2 separate regions of the Homo sapiens genome follow, and region 1 is linked to region 2. A link is a loop called in an ENCODE intact Hi-C map of the cell type or tissue named here. Cell type or tissue: heart right ventricle. All regions are shown on one strand. Links, peaks and the distances in the headings refer to the core of each region. The heading gives the core; the rest is flanking DNA.

The links. A loop is a pair of places that touch in the nucleus more often than their neighbours do. Peaks named below come from ENCODE experiments on the same cell type or tissue, not always from the same donor. Only the 100,000 strongest peaks of a DNase experiment are listed, where the experiment ranks them.
Region 1: it touches region 2 in a loop (3-fold over the local background); 19 of 110 quality-filtered maps call a loop at or near these places.

What each region holds. Positions count from the first base shown.
Region 1 is chr9:135,409,468-135,415,488 of GRCh38, forward strand. No RefSeq gene overlaps it. Among named protein-coding and RNA genes, the nearest start is that of PPP1R26-AS1, 60 kb to the right of the region's middle. In heart right ventricle, for the core only: a CTCF peak has its summit at 3,290 (motif pointing left); a DNase peak (open chromatin) is centred at 3,284; H3K27me3 peaks cover 2,578 bases.
Region 2 is chr9:135,341,480-135,347,500 of GRCh38, forward strand. LINC02907 (long intergenic non-protein coding RNA 2907) reads left to right here and starts at 1,770. Exons shown (of 3, transcript NR_171012.1): 1 at 1,770-1,992; 2 at 2,543-2,974; 3 at 3,815-5,083. RefSeq lists an enhancer at 811-1,523. In heart right ventricle, for the core only: a CTCF peak has its summit at 2,661 (motif pointing left); a DNase peak (open chromatin) is centred at 2,632; H3K27me3 peaks cover 4,908 bases.

The DNA of each region.
Region 1 (6,021 bases), core at 665-5,664, 68 kb after region 2:
ATTCCAGCTGCCATCGCCATTGCTCGTGGGACTGCGGGTGGAACGGGTGGGTTCATGGAGACACCTGGGAAGAGCTTCGCAGGGTTTGTTCAAATGGTGGAGTGTGTGAGCTCCTCACCACTGAGCCCGAGGGGCAGGCGTCCGGCTCTTGCTTCCTCCCAGGCCCACTTCCTGACCTGTGGCGGGAAGGGCCCTGACAGAGGGATGCCGAGGGTCTATGTCTCCCACATATGATGGGAGCAGGGCGCACAGGCACAGGCCGGGGCTGACAGACAGAGTGGCTGGCACAGCCACAGTCGCATGGTTCTGAGCAGGGCAGGAGGCCCAGGACTGAGCCAAGCACAGACACCCACCCTCAGACCCCATGGCCGTCCAGCCCTGCCCCGGCTGTTTAGGCTGAGCGGCCACCCCGAGGCCCACCACCCATAAGTAAGTCTCTGCCCCTTCCAGACTGACTGACCAACTCCCACACTGCAGGGCACGAGGCTTGGCTTCCCAGGGAGCTGCCAAAGCAGGGAGTCAATTCCCGCGGGGTGAGTTCTGACCCACAGGACACAGGACCGAGCAGAGGGCAGACTGCCCCGCCTCTCTGGGACGGATGGTTCCAGGGGTTCCAGGCCGTGTGGGGACGCCTGCTGAGCCACCACCTCTATCCCACACACACACTGGCCTCCCCACCCCGCTGCTTCACTCCCTTCCCCCTCACTCTCACTCTCCTGGGACCACACTTCTGGTTCTGGGCTGAATCTAGGTTGGCACCCTGTCCCCCAGCAGCTCAGAATGTGGCTGCGTTTGGGGACAGGATTTTTACAGAGGTCATTAAGGTACAATGAGGTGATTTTGGGTGGGCCCTAATCCCACAGGACTGGGGAGCTCATAACAAGAAGAGATGAAGACACAGACACTCAGAGGAATGATCTTGTGAGGACACAGGAGGAAGACAGCCTCCGCAAGCCAAGGTGAGGAGACTCCAGAGAAACCAGCCCTGCCCACCAGCACCTTGATTCGGGACTTCCAGCCTCCAGGACTGCAAGAATAAATGTGTGTTGTTTGAGCCCCAGCCTGGGGTTATTTTGGTGTGGCCGCCCGAGCTGACTCACAGCCCCCAGTGAGACCCCAACTCCAGCTGTTCCCTAAGAAACCCAGGCTCCCCGAGTGGCACCCACAAAGCCCCAGGCATTGCCCTCCTCGCTGCAGCAGCTCTGGAAAACCCTGTGGATCCAGGAAGAGGCAGGCCCTTCAGAGCCCAGGGTCTCCCTTCCCTCCCCTGGAGAGCAGCAGGTCCCAAGGGTCTCGAAATCTAGCTTCTGAGGTGACCGAGGACTGAAAGGGATGATGTGGTGAAGGCTGAGCCCAGGTCTGGCACATCTTAGGTGGGCAACAGATTTTAGCTAAAATTATTCTTATTATCAGTATTAATGTCTCTCTGTTCCTCACCTGGGTCTTCTCCTAGACTGAAAGCCTACCCAGGGCAGGGCGAACCTCAGGAAGCTTGTAAGTCCAGAGCCAAGCTCACTGGGTGCACCACAGCCCGGGCTGCAGCTGCGGCAGGCCCTGCCTGCAGCCGCCTGTGGCCTCCATGGACAGACGGCCCTGGTGACCCCCACCTGAAAACCAAACTGAAACCTGGAGGAGGGGCTGCCCGGTGCACCGATTTCAAGGAGCAGTTCCAGAGTCGGCCTCTGGTCACCAGGGGTTGGTGCGTTCCTTCCTTCCCCAAGACACCCATGTGGGAGGTCAGGTGGGAGTCAGGGAATCAGGGAAATACTGTGGGACCCCAAGCCAGCTGAGCCCTGGGAGCACCAACGGGAAACGCCAACGAGTGCTGAGCCCTCCCGGCACGATCCAGGAAACCCTCTCAGCTCCACCAGGCGGTGAAACACCACCTCTGCGAATCTGCGTTCCGGGGCCTGGGGCTGTCCAGCGGAAACACAGCTCAGCCACATTTAAGGAGGCAAAAAAAAAAAAAAAGCAGCGGAAATTCATCCTGGTAATGTATTTTTGTTAAACCCAATATACTCAAATATAAAGAATTATTAATGAGATTTTTTTGCATTTGTTTTTCTACTAAGTCTTCAAAATAGGACCTGGTCTTTATACCAGAACACCACATCCCAGGGCAGACCAGCCCCATTTCCAGTGGCAATACCCCTCCCACACAGGGTGGATCGATAAAAATAAGAAAACTGTGAAAGCACTTTTTTTTTTTGACAGGGTCTCATTCTGTCACCCAGGCTGGGGTGCAGTGGCACACTCACAGCTCACTGCAGCCTCCACTTCCCAAGCTCGGGTGATCTTCCCACCTCAGCCTCCCAAGTAGCTGGGACTGCAGGTCTTCGCCATCACACCCGGCTTGCCTATTTATTTATTTATTTATTTATTTATTTATTTAATTTATTTATTTATTGAGATGTGGATCTCACTATGTTGCCCAGGCTGGTCTCAAACTCCTGGACACAAGTGACCCTCCCTCCTTGGCCTCCCAAAGCGCTGGGATTACAGGTGTGAGCCACCGCGTCTGGCCTGACAGAACTTTTTTTTTTTTTTTTTTGAGATGGAGTCTTGCTCTGTCCCCCAGGCTGGAGTGCAATGGCACAATCTCAGCTCACTGCAACCTCTGCCTCCTGGGTTCAGGCGAGTCTCCTGCCTCATCCTCTCGAGTAGCTGGGATTACAGGTGCCCGCCACCACGCCCGACTAATTTTTGTATTTTTAGTAGAGACGGGTTTTCATCATGTTGGCCAGCATGGTCTCGAACTCCTGACCTCAAGTGATGCACTCACCTCGGCCTCCCAAAGTGCTGGGATTACAGGCGTGAGGCACCGTGCCTGGCCTCTGAATGCACTTTTTTCCAAAAAGAAGCCATAGGTCAGCGCAGATGTTCTCACTCATTGGTGGGAATTGAACAATGAGAACACATGGACACAGGGAGGGGAACATCACACTCCGGGGCCTGTTGTGGGGTGGGGGGAGAGGGGAGGGATAACATTAGGAGATATACCTAATGCTAAATGACGAGTTAATGGGTGCAGCACACCAGCATGGCACATGTATACATATGTAACAAACCTGCACGTTGTACACATGTACCCTAGAACTTGAAGTATAATAATAATAAAATTAAAAAAAGAAAGAACGGGGAAGCTTCCAGGCCTTCGCGAGCCCAGCGCAGCCTCCCGGGCCGGGCGAGGGGTTTGCGGCTGATTCTCCGCGCGTCTCAGCCTGACCCACCGGCTCCCCGCCGCTCCGGGAAGCGCGCGCTCGCCCCCTGCTGGACGCTCGCGGCCCTGCGCCCAGCGCGTTCGGTGGAGGGACCCTGGCACCCAGCGGGCGGAGCCGGCATTTCTGCAGGAAGGAGCCAGGTGGACGCCGGAAAACCCAGGCACCAAGATGAAAACACGTAATACACCTGGTGTTCAGATCCGAAGTAATGCAGGAATATCCGCGGGGCACAAAGTGTCAGATGCTAAAAGCAGCTCTGAATGGTGGGGTGGGGTCCTTCTCGGCTGTGGGGAAACTGAGGTAATTTGACTGACTCAGCTGCCCGAGGTTCTTTCTGGAAGATTCTTTCTCAGTCAGCGCAGACTGCCACAACAAAACGCCACAGACCAGGGCCTTAAACATTCAGTTCTGACCGTTCTGGAGGCCGGGAGGTCCTAGATGAAGGGGCCAGCTGGTTCCAGGTCTGGTGAGACCCACGATTGCAGACTCACGGCTGCCCCACTGCGTCCTCACGCAGCCTTTCCCGGGATGCGCAGGGGGAGAGCTCTGGCCTCCCCTCCTCTTCCGAGAAGGTCATTAACGCTGTCAGATCGGGGCCCACCCTTACAACCTCACTGAGCTGCATCACCTCCAAAGGCCCTGTCTCCAAATAGCCACACAGGGTCTGGGAGCCAAGGTCTGAACCCGGGGACATAATTCACTCCACAGCACAGGGACCTAAATACATGAAGCCACTGGCGCAGACCTGGTGGTGCAGTCGCTGGAGAGGTGGCTGGTTCCCCAGAACCCCCGCTAGAGCTGCCCGGCAGCCTCCAACCCCACGCAGGTCGGGAGGTCTGCGGCCCGGCTCCCACGCTGCACCGGGACTGCCTGCCTGATCCGAGAGGCCCCTGCGTTGCACAGCAGGCTTCACTGCCTCTCTTAGGGGACAGGCCACAGGGCCACCCGGCGTGGCCACCTCCAGCCCACAGGGTCCAGCCGGATTCGGGGATGACAGTGACCCCTCCCCACGGAGGGCCTTCTGCTTCCAGAAGAAGGGTCCTTGAAGAGGCCCTTGCAGGGCCTCTAAGCTCACGGATGCTTTATCCCCACGACTCCCCATAGAGGGGCCTGCGGTCACCCAGGGGCCAACAGGAGCCATGGGCAGCCTCTGTCCACACCCAGCTGAGGCCCTGCCCCATGGGTTGGAAGATGGACGGGAATCATTGGTTCCTTCCGGCACGTCCATCCACACAAAACTGATTCCTTTGGAGATTTTGCAAAAGGTTCTAGTCTTTCCTCAAAAAAGTGCGCCGGGGGTTGTGGTGAGGATTCTGTTCCTCTTTCTCTTTTAAACAAGGCAGAGACGTCCCCCTTCATAGCCATCCCCTACGCTGACCAGTGGTTTCTCATTAAAAAATGAAAAGTGCTTTCCCCAAAGAACTGAAAACAGGCATTCCAGCAAAAACCTGCACACACATGTTCCTGGCAGCATTGTTCACAATGCCCCTGCAAATGTCCATCCACAGAGCAATGTGGTCACAGCGTGTGGTCCATCCATACAGTGGGATATTACTCAGCCAGAAAAGAAAGGAAATTCTGGGCCATGAAAACATTACGCTAAGTGGAAGAGGCCGGTTACAAGAGGACACACGTGGTGTGATTCCTTTTCCACGACATGTGAGGAGTGAACAAATCCACGGAGACAGAGGGAACAGAGCTTCCCGGGGCTGTGGGGGCCAGGAGTGGGGAGCCACTGCCTCATAGGGACGGGGCTTCGGCCTGGAGGCCTGAAAACGTCCTGAAACTAGCTGGAGGTCGTGGTTACGCAACACCATGAATGTCTAAACACCCCCAAGCTGTGCACCTGAAAATGATTCATCCAATCATCCACTTTAAATACGTGCGGTTCTCAGACATCGGTTCTACCTCAATAAAGTGGTCTGTAAAAACAGTTAATTTTATGTTATGTGGACTTTACCCCAATTTTTTAAAACAGTGCTTCCATCCCTTGCAGGGCTCTGTCTAGCAAGGACCCAGCTGTGAAGCTTGTGGTGGCTTTTAGGGGAGCTCCAGGTTACTTGGGGGTCTTTGAATCCCAACACCCATCCTAGTGTCCACAGCTGATCCCTCTCGCCCCCCAGACACAAAGGAAAAAGGTGTGCGAAGCCAGGGGCGGTGGCTCATGCCTGTAATCCCAGCACTTTGGGAGGCCAAGGCAGGCAGATCACCTAAGGTCAGGAGTTCGAGACCAGCCTGGGCAACATGGTGAAACCCCATCTCTACTAAAAATACAAAAAGCTAGCTGGGCGTGGGGGCACACACCTGTAATCCCAGCTACACAGGAGGCTAAGGCAAGAGAATTGCTTGAACCTGGGAGGCAGATGTTGCAGTGAGTCGAGATCGCACCACTGCACTCCAGCCTGGGCGACAGAGTGAGACTGCATCTCAAAAACAAACAAAAACAAATTCAGCCTGGGCAACACAGCGAGACCTCACCTCTAAAAACGATAACATGGCCCCAAGTCCTTGCCCCTCTTCCCATCAAGACGTGGGGTCTCTACCCCCCACCCCCACTGCCCCTCTTCCCATCAAGACGTGGGGTCTGTACCCCCTACCCACACTGACCCTCTTCCCATCGAGAGGTGGGGTCTCCACCCCTTACCCACACTGACCCTCTTCCCATTGAGAGGTGGGGTCTCCACCCCTTACCCACACTGACCCTCTTCCCATTGAGAGGTGGGGTCTCTACCCCTTACCCACACTGACCCTCTTCCCATTGAGAGGTGGGGTCTCTACCCCTTACCCACACTGACCCTCT
Region 2 (6,021 bases), core at 320-5,319:
AGATGAAGGAACTCATTTGCTACGGAAGGCTCTAGAAAGTGGCTGCTGGCATGGTGGCAGGTGTGTGGGGATGGGAGAGGTGGCAAGAGGTCCAGGGACCCAGGCAGGATGGCCACTTATGGGTGTCCAGGCACCCACAGCTGACCCATGGGGCCCAAGCAAGAAGGACGCCAAGGCCACAGCGGGTGGAAGGGACCTGGTGGGAGACCCAGCTGAGGACAGCAGAGGCTGAGGACAGCAGAGGCTCAGCCCCACTTCCCCTGTGGTCCCTCACAAAGCCCCTCCCTCTTTCCAGACTCCTCCCCTCAGAACCTTCTCCGTCCGCCCACCGGCCAAGGCTCAGAGGGCTCTGGGGAAGGCGTGCGGGGTGGCAGGGCCCACCCAGGGTCCGGGTGCACCTGCAGGGCAGGCCCCGAGCTGCTCACCTCCCTGCTTTCCTCAGCCTCGAAGCAGCCAGGGCTCCTGGGCAGGGCGCCACAGCAGCCTCTATTTACCCCTCTGTAAAATGGGAAGAAAGTTCTCCCCAGGTGAGGCTGTCTCATGACTAAATCAGACACTCCAAGCTGATGCTCTGAAGCCACAGGTGTCCCTGCATCCCCATCACTAATACTGTCCTCTTTCCTACCATGGACAGGGGGCTCAGCGCCCAGGAAAAGAGCTCCACACTTTTCTAGCATCCCCTCGGGAGCTCTGGTTCCATAGAAGGGGGCTCCCAGTGTCCGATGGGGCTGAGCACAGCATGCAGCTGGGGCCCCCGTGTCCTAGGGATCCGAGAGCACACTGTTGGGCAGCAGCTCCTGGACGGGGCCCACCAGCCTTTGTGCAAACCAAGAAGGAGCTCGTCCCCTGGTACCAGGGCACCCAGCTGGCAAGCACAGGTGGCTGGACCCTGGCTCCCTCATTGGCACCTGCGGGGCCACATCGTGACCTTTGTGGGCCCCAGACACCATTCCCCCTGCACCTGATGGATCCATCGCTTTGCCCAGCCTTGGCTCTCGAGGTGACCTTCAAGGACTGCTGCAAGGACTGCCCCGCCAAGGAGCCTGGCACAGGCTGTTGGACACAACCCCAATTACTGACAGGTTCGCAAAGACACCCAAGCTGCAGGGCCTTGGCAGACGGGTAAGCAGCCTGATCTCGTCCAGAAATCTTGTCCACGTGCACCTCCCGGGAGCCCTCCTTCGGAGATGGCCGAGGCCTGATGCCCCAGAAGTCACTGTGTCCAGCTCCCACCTCTCCTGCCCCTCAACCCCTCAGTTCCTCCCTGGGAACCACCTGTCAGCTGCCCCAGCCTGGATTTGTGTTTTCACCCGGGAGTGACTCGGGGCCTCTGGTGGCCTGGGGAGATGGGGGAGCTTCCTGGGTCCAGGCACCAGCAGTCACCTCTGTCCCCAAGGAAGGCCCTGCCAAAGGGCCGGGCACCAGGTGCTCCACGTTTAGGCCAGGACTAGTTGATGGCTGCCCAGGCTCCCAATGACACATTCCCCTCCTCCGGGGTTGTCCCTGCTGGGCCTCTGTGCCAGCTGACAGCCAGAAGTCTGGTGATCGAGCCCGGTGGGGTCTCTGCCTGGGGAGGGATCCCTGGGTTTTGTCCCCATGCAGTGGGGGCTCAGGAAGTGCCCCCCAGCTTCCTCCTGCCTCTCAGCATTCCCAGCTGCCAGCACAGAGAGGCTGGGCTCAAGTCTTCTCCAAGGCCAGTGCCACCCTCCACCAGGTCCCACTGAGCCTCATGGGGCTGGTGGAGCCACCTGCCCACCTCAGCACTGCATCTCCAGCCAGGGCTGAGTGGCAGTGTGGGCACCGCGGCCCGGGACGACAGCCTGGGCTCAGAGTCAGGCTTGTGGCTTCGCCTCTCAGCTTGCGTCTCCTCCCCTGTGGGATGGGGGATTCCGTGGCACCCCCATGATGAACAGGATGCCATGGGCCTCAGCCCAGGGCAGACCTCAGTGTCCTTCCTGTGGCCGCTGCTGGAGGTGCGTGACCACAACACAGGTGTGTATCGATGTCACTTTGCGTCATGCCTGTGGGGAGGGCCCTCTCGCCCCATGGTCTCCATGGGGCCTCATCACACCTGGGAGGTAACTGGGGCATCTCAATTTTACAGATGAGTAAATGGAGGCTCAGAGCAGTTACAGGCTGAGGCTGAGACCTGGGCAGGTCTTTGTCATCTTGGAGTCCAGCACATACACAGGGCTAGCCTCCAATGGGCTAAAGGGAGCTGCCTCCTATACCTCCCTGTCCCCAGACACACACACAGAACCCCCACATATGCACAAGAGCACACGGCCACAGGAGTGTGTGCAGGTGTGTGCATGCATGCATGCGCATGCACACACATCCTTGCACAGAATGCACAAGGCACACACAGGCACAGGCGTGTGCACACACGTGTACACACACACATGCCTGCATGCATACCTCCCGGCTCCACAGAGGGGAGGGGGCATTTCCCAGGCAGGCTATGCTTCTCCAGCAGTGAGCGAACAAAATCTGTGCTCTGGGTGCCCAGAGCCCGGCAATGAGGGGATCTCACACCCTCCAGGGAGGGGACTCGTCCCCGCCACTGTGCTGACGCCTGGGTCTCCAGAGACCCTCCTGGAACTCCGCCAGGCCTTCCTGGGTTCCAGACAGGCCCGCCACGGGCATGACGCAGCGCCATCTAGCGGACAGCAGGGCTGCAGCGTGGACAGAACGGCCGGACGCCCAGTCCTGGGCTGGCGGCTGAGGAACAGCCTCACAGGGCAAGAGGGCAGGCAACACCTGCATCTTTCCGGCATAAGAACCTCAAGAAAAGCAAAGGAATATAAGCCTGTGTTCTTTGGAGCCACCGAAATCTCTGTTCTCATGGCAGTCGCTGAAAGTTTAAGGGAGCCGCCACCGCCCCAATGGGGTTGGTTTCTTTCTTCCCTGTTTTTAAAGATCTTTTAAAATGTCTAGAGAGACCCTGGGATCCAGTGCTGGACGGATGATGCAGGTTTGTGTGCATTTGGGTTCTTGCCCCACCCTCAGCCTCAGCCACAGCCACAGCATGGCTCCCTGGTGGTCTCGGGAGCAGGTGAACAGGGAGGTCCTGCTGTCGGTGCAGACCCCGCTCTCACGTCAGCCACTTTGCTGGGTAGGAATGAACTGAGACACTGCAGGGCACCCGCTAAGCCCACATCAAGCTCTAATTCCACAGTTATTTTGCAAAGAGGATAATGTTCCCCTGAGGACTCGCTGGATCATCTGCTCTCGGCCAGGGTGGCTGCAGGGCTGTGGGCAGCTGGTGCCTCTAGACAAGACATCTTCACCCCAAAACCCCAGGCCTGAAGTCCCAGGACCCCTTTCTCACCACAGTGACCACCAGGTGGCAGGTCAGGTGCAGAGGGGCCCTCTGCACCCCCAACTCTCAGGGGGATGGGACACCCACCACCCCTCAGGGCCTTCATCCCTCCTGTAAGTAGAGGCTTGCCTTTTGGATACCATGGCAGGGATCTCACATTCATGCCACACAGCAATTCGTGGGGACCTCAGAGATACGCGGGGAGGGCAAACAAGGCCCGCATCTGGAGTACAGCAGCGGGCTTGGCTGGAAGGATGTAAAGGGCACAGGCCGTCTGTCTCTACCCACAGCCCCTAGAGCCTGCAGCGTCGTGCTGCTGGTGAGAAAGACGGCGGCACCATCACATGCGAGAGACAGCTGTCTGTCGAGAGCCTGCTTGGGCTCCCAGGCTCCCTCATCGCCTGACACCCCCACGTGGGGAGGGGGCGATGACCTTTCACGTAGAGGAAGTTGAAAGCTGCTTTTTTCTTTTTGAATCTCATCTCCACTCAGGGCCACACAGAGAGGCTATTGTGTGTCACTTGCTGGGTTAGGAACAGACGGATCAGGGCTTCTATGCTGCGTCTGCCTGGTCCTGGGAGAGAGAAACTCACACAACCATCTGCCTGGAAGACCTGGGCTTCTCAGGCTAGAGGGTCTGCACATGTAGGTGTGTGTGCATGCATACATATGCCTGCGTGTGGATGTCTGTGCTTCACACAAACAAGTGTACTTGTGGGCATATGTGTGTGTGTGCCTGCATGTGCAGCTCTGGGTATGTGTGTGTGCGCATGCCCCTGAGTCTCTCTGCATGTGATGCATTTGTGCATGTGTGTGCCTGTGTGCCCGGGTCTGTGTCTATATATATGCATGCATGGATATGCATACGTATGTGCATTTCTGCACATGTGTGCGTATGCCTGTATGTGCCTGGCTATGTGCACACACATGTGAATGTCTGAGCAGCTCCAGAGGGAGGGCCACCACCCTGCATGGTGGACATTAGTTTGAGCCTGTGAGGACCAGTGTCCCCCAAAGCCCCTCAACTACAGCCCAGCCCAACCCAACCCGGAGCAGATCACAGGCCCCAGAGACATCTCCAACCCTCACACATGGTTCCCAAACCCGGGCTATCCTTCACTCTGCAGGGGCGGGCCAGCCCTGCCCACTGCCAGGGACCCGCTCCAAGGCGCCTGCAGGAGGGCTGTGGGCGACAGTGTGGGCGCCCACCAGCAGGAGGGCCTGTCATGGTCTGTGCACGAAGCTGGTGCGCTGTCTTCTCCAGGAACTCGCACCTTCGCTCCCCCTCCCCTGCCAGCCAACACTTTCAGGTTTCTGCCATAAAAGAGAAAAAAATCTCCCTCCCTCTCTACCCGCTCCGCGCCTGCTCCTTCTCCACTTTTTGCAGATCAAACAGCATGCATGGAGTCGAGCCTGCTGGCTCTGTTCCGAGCTGCACTTTGGGCATCCGTGGGCTGCCTTGCTCCTTGTGGGGTGGCTTCAAGAGCAGGTCCCAGGTGTGCCTGCAGCAGTGCCGACACCCCTGAGAACACAGCGCACCCCAGCTTTCGGCGCCAACCACACAGCCAGCAACTGGGCTTGGAAGCTTCCCTGAGGTCGACGCTGCCTGGAAATGGACTTTGCTGCCTGCATTCAGGCCAGGGGCCATGTTTGCTCCCCCATTACAAGTTGGCCTCATATTAACATGTCTGAGGACTAAGGCTGGTATTCTAGAACACGCCTTTCACTGATTGTGTTAAATAAAAGAGAAAGATGAAAAAACTCAGGAGAATTGGCGGTACCCGCTGTCCCCGTTTCTCCCCTCCCACCAGCTCCACGGCCCACTCCAATCTGGCGCCCAGGCCCGGAGCGCCTCCACCCCCAGCAGCTCCTCCTGGGCCAGGGACCAGTCTCGTCCCACGCCTCTGCAGCCCTGGGGTCACCACTGGCCACTCCCTTCAAGAAGCACACTCAGGTCTGGGCTTGGATGATGCCCCTGGTGGCCCTGGGGCCTCCCTGGCACCTCCTCCTCTGGCCTCACCCTCAGGCCAACCTGTCACACCCGGCTTCAGCTCCCACCTGCCCGAGGAGAATGCTCTCAGGCCGCCCTGCAGGCTCTGGGCCGGGGCTCTGCCTCCTCCTCCCAAAGACCCAGCGAGTCCAGACTTCACCCTCCTCCAGCTGCCATCCAGCCCCCCGGCACCCCTAGGCCCAGCTGCCCCCTCCCATCCCACCTGCTCCAATGCACCCTCCACACAGAGAGAATGTGTCACCATACATGCTTCATGGTGCCACTGTCCTGCTGGAAGTCGTCGGAGGCTGGCACTCTTCTCAGGATGTGCTGTCCTCTGCCAACCCCACCGGTCTTGCCCCCAGGTCCTGGCCTCAGCCCCTTGGGTCCTTTATTCCATGTTTACTGTACCCACTCCCACAGTCAGACACGGCTTCCGTGTTCCCTGTGCCCAGAACTCCTCCCCCAGGGGGTCAGCCCATCCCCAAGATCTCAGCCACAGTCACTTCCCCCGGGTGGGGCTCCTGACCCTGGAATCAGTCAGATGCTCCGGGACTCGCAGTTTGGGGAGTAGGGTGGTAATGCCCGTCTCCTGGTGGGCTGCCCGGTGAGCGCACTGTTGTGTCCCTGCCCCAGCACCCGGCAAGCACACCCTGGCACTCTGCAGACCCTGTCACTCAGTGAAGGAACACACCCCTCTGTGGGCCAG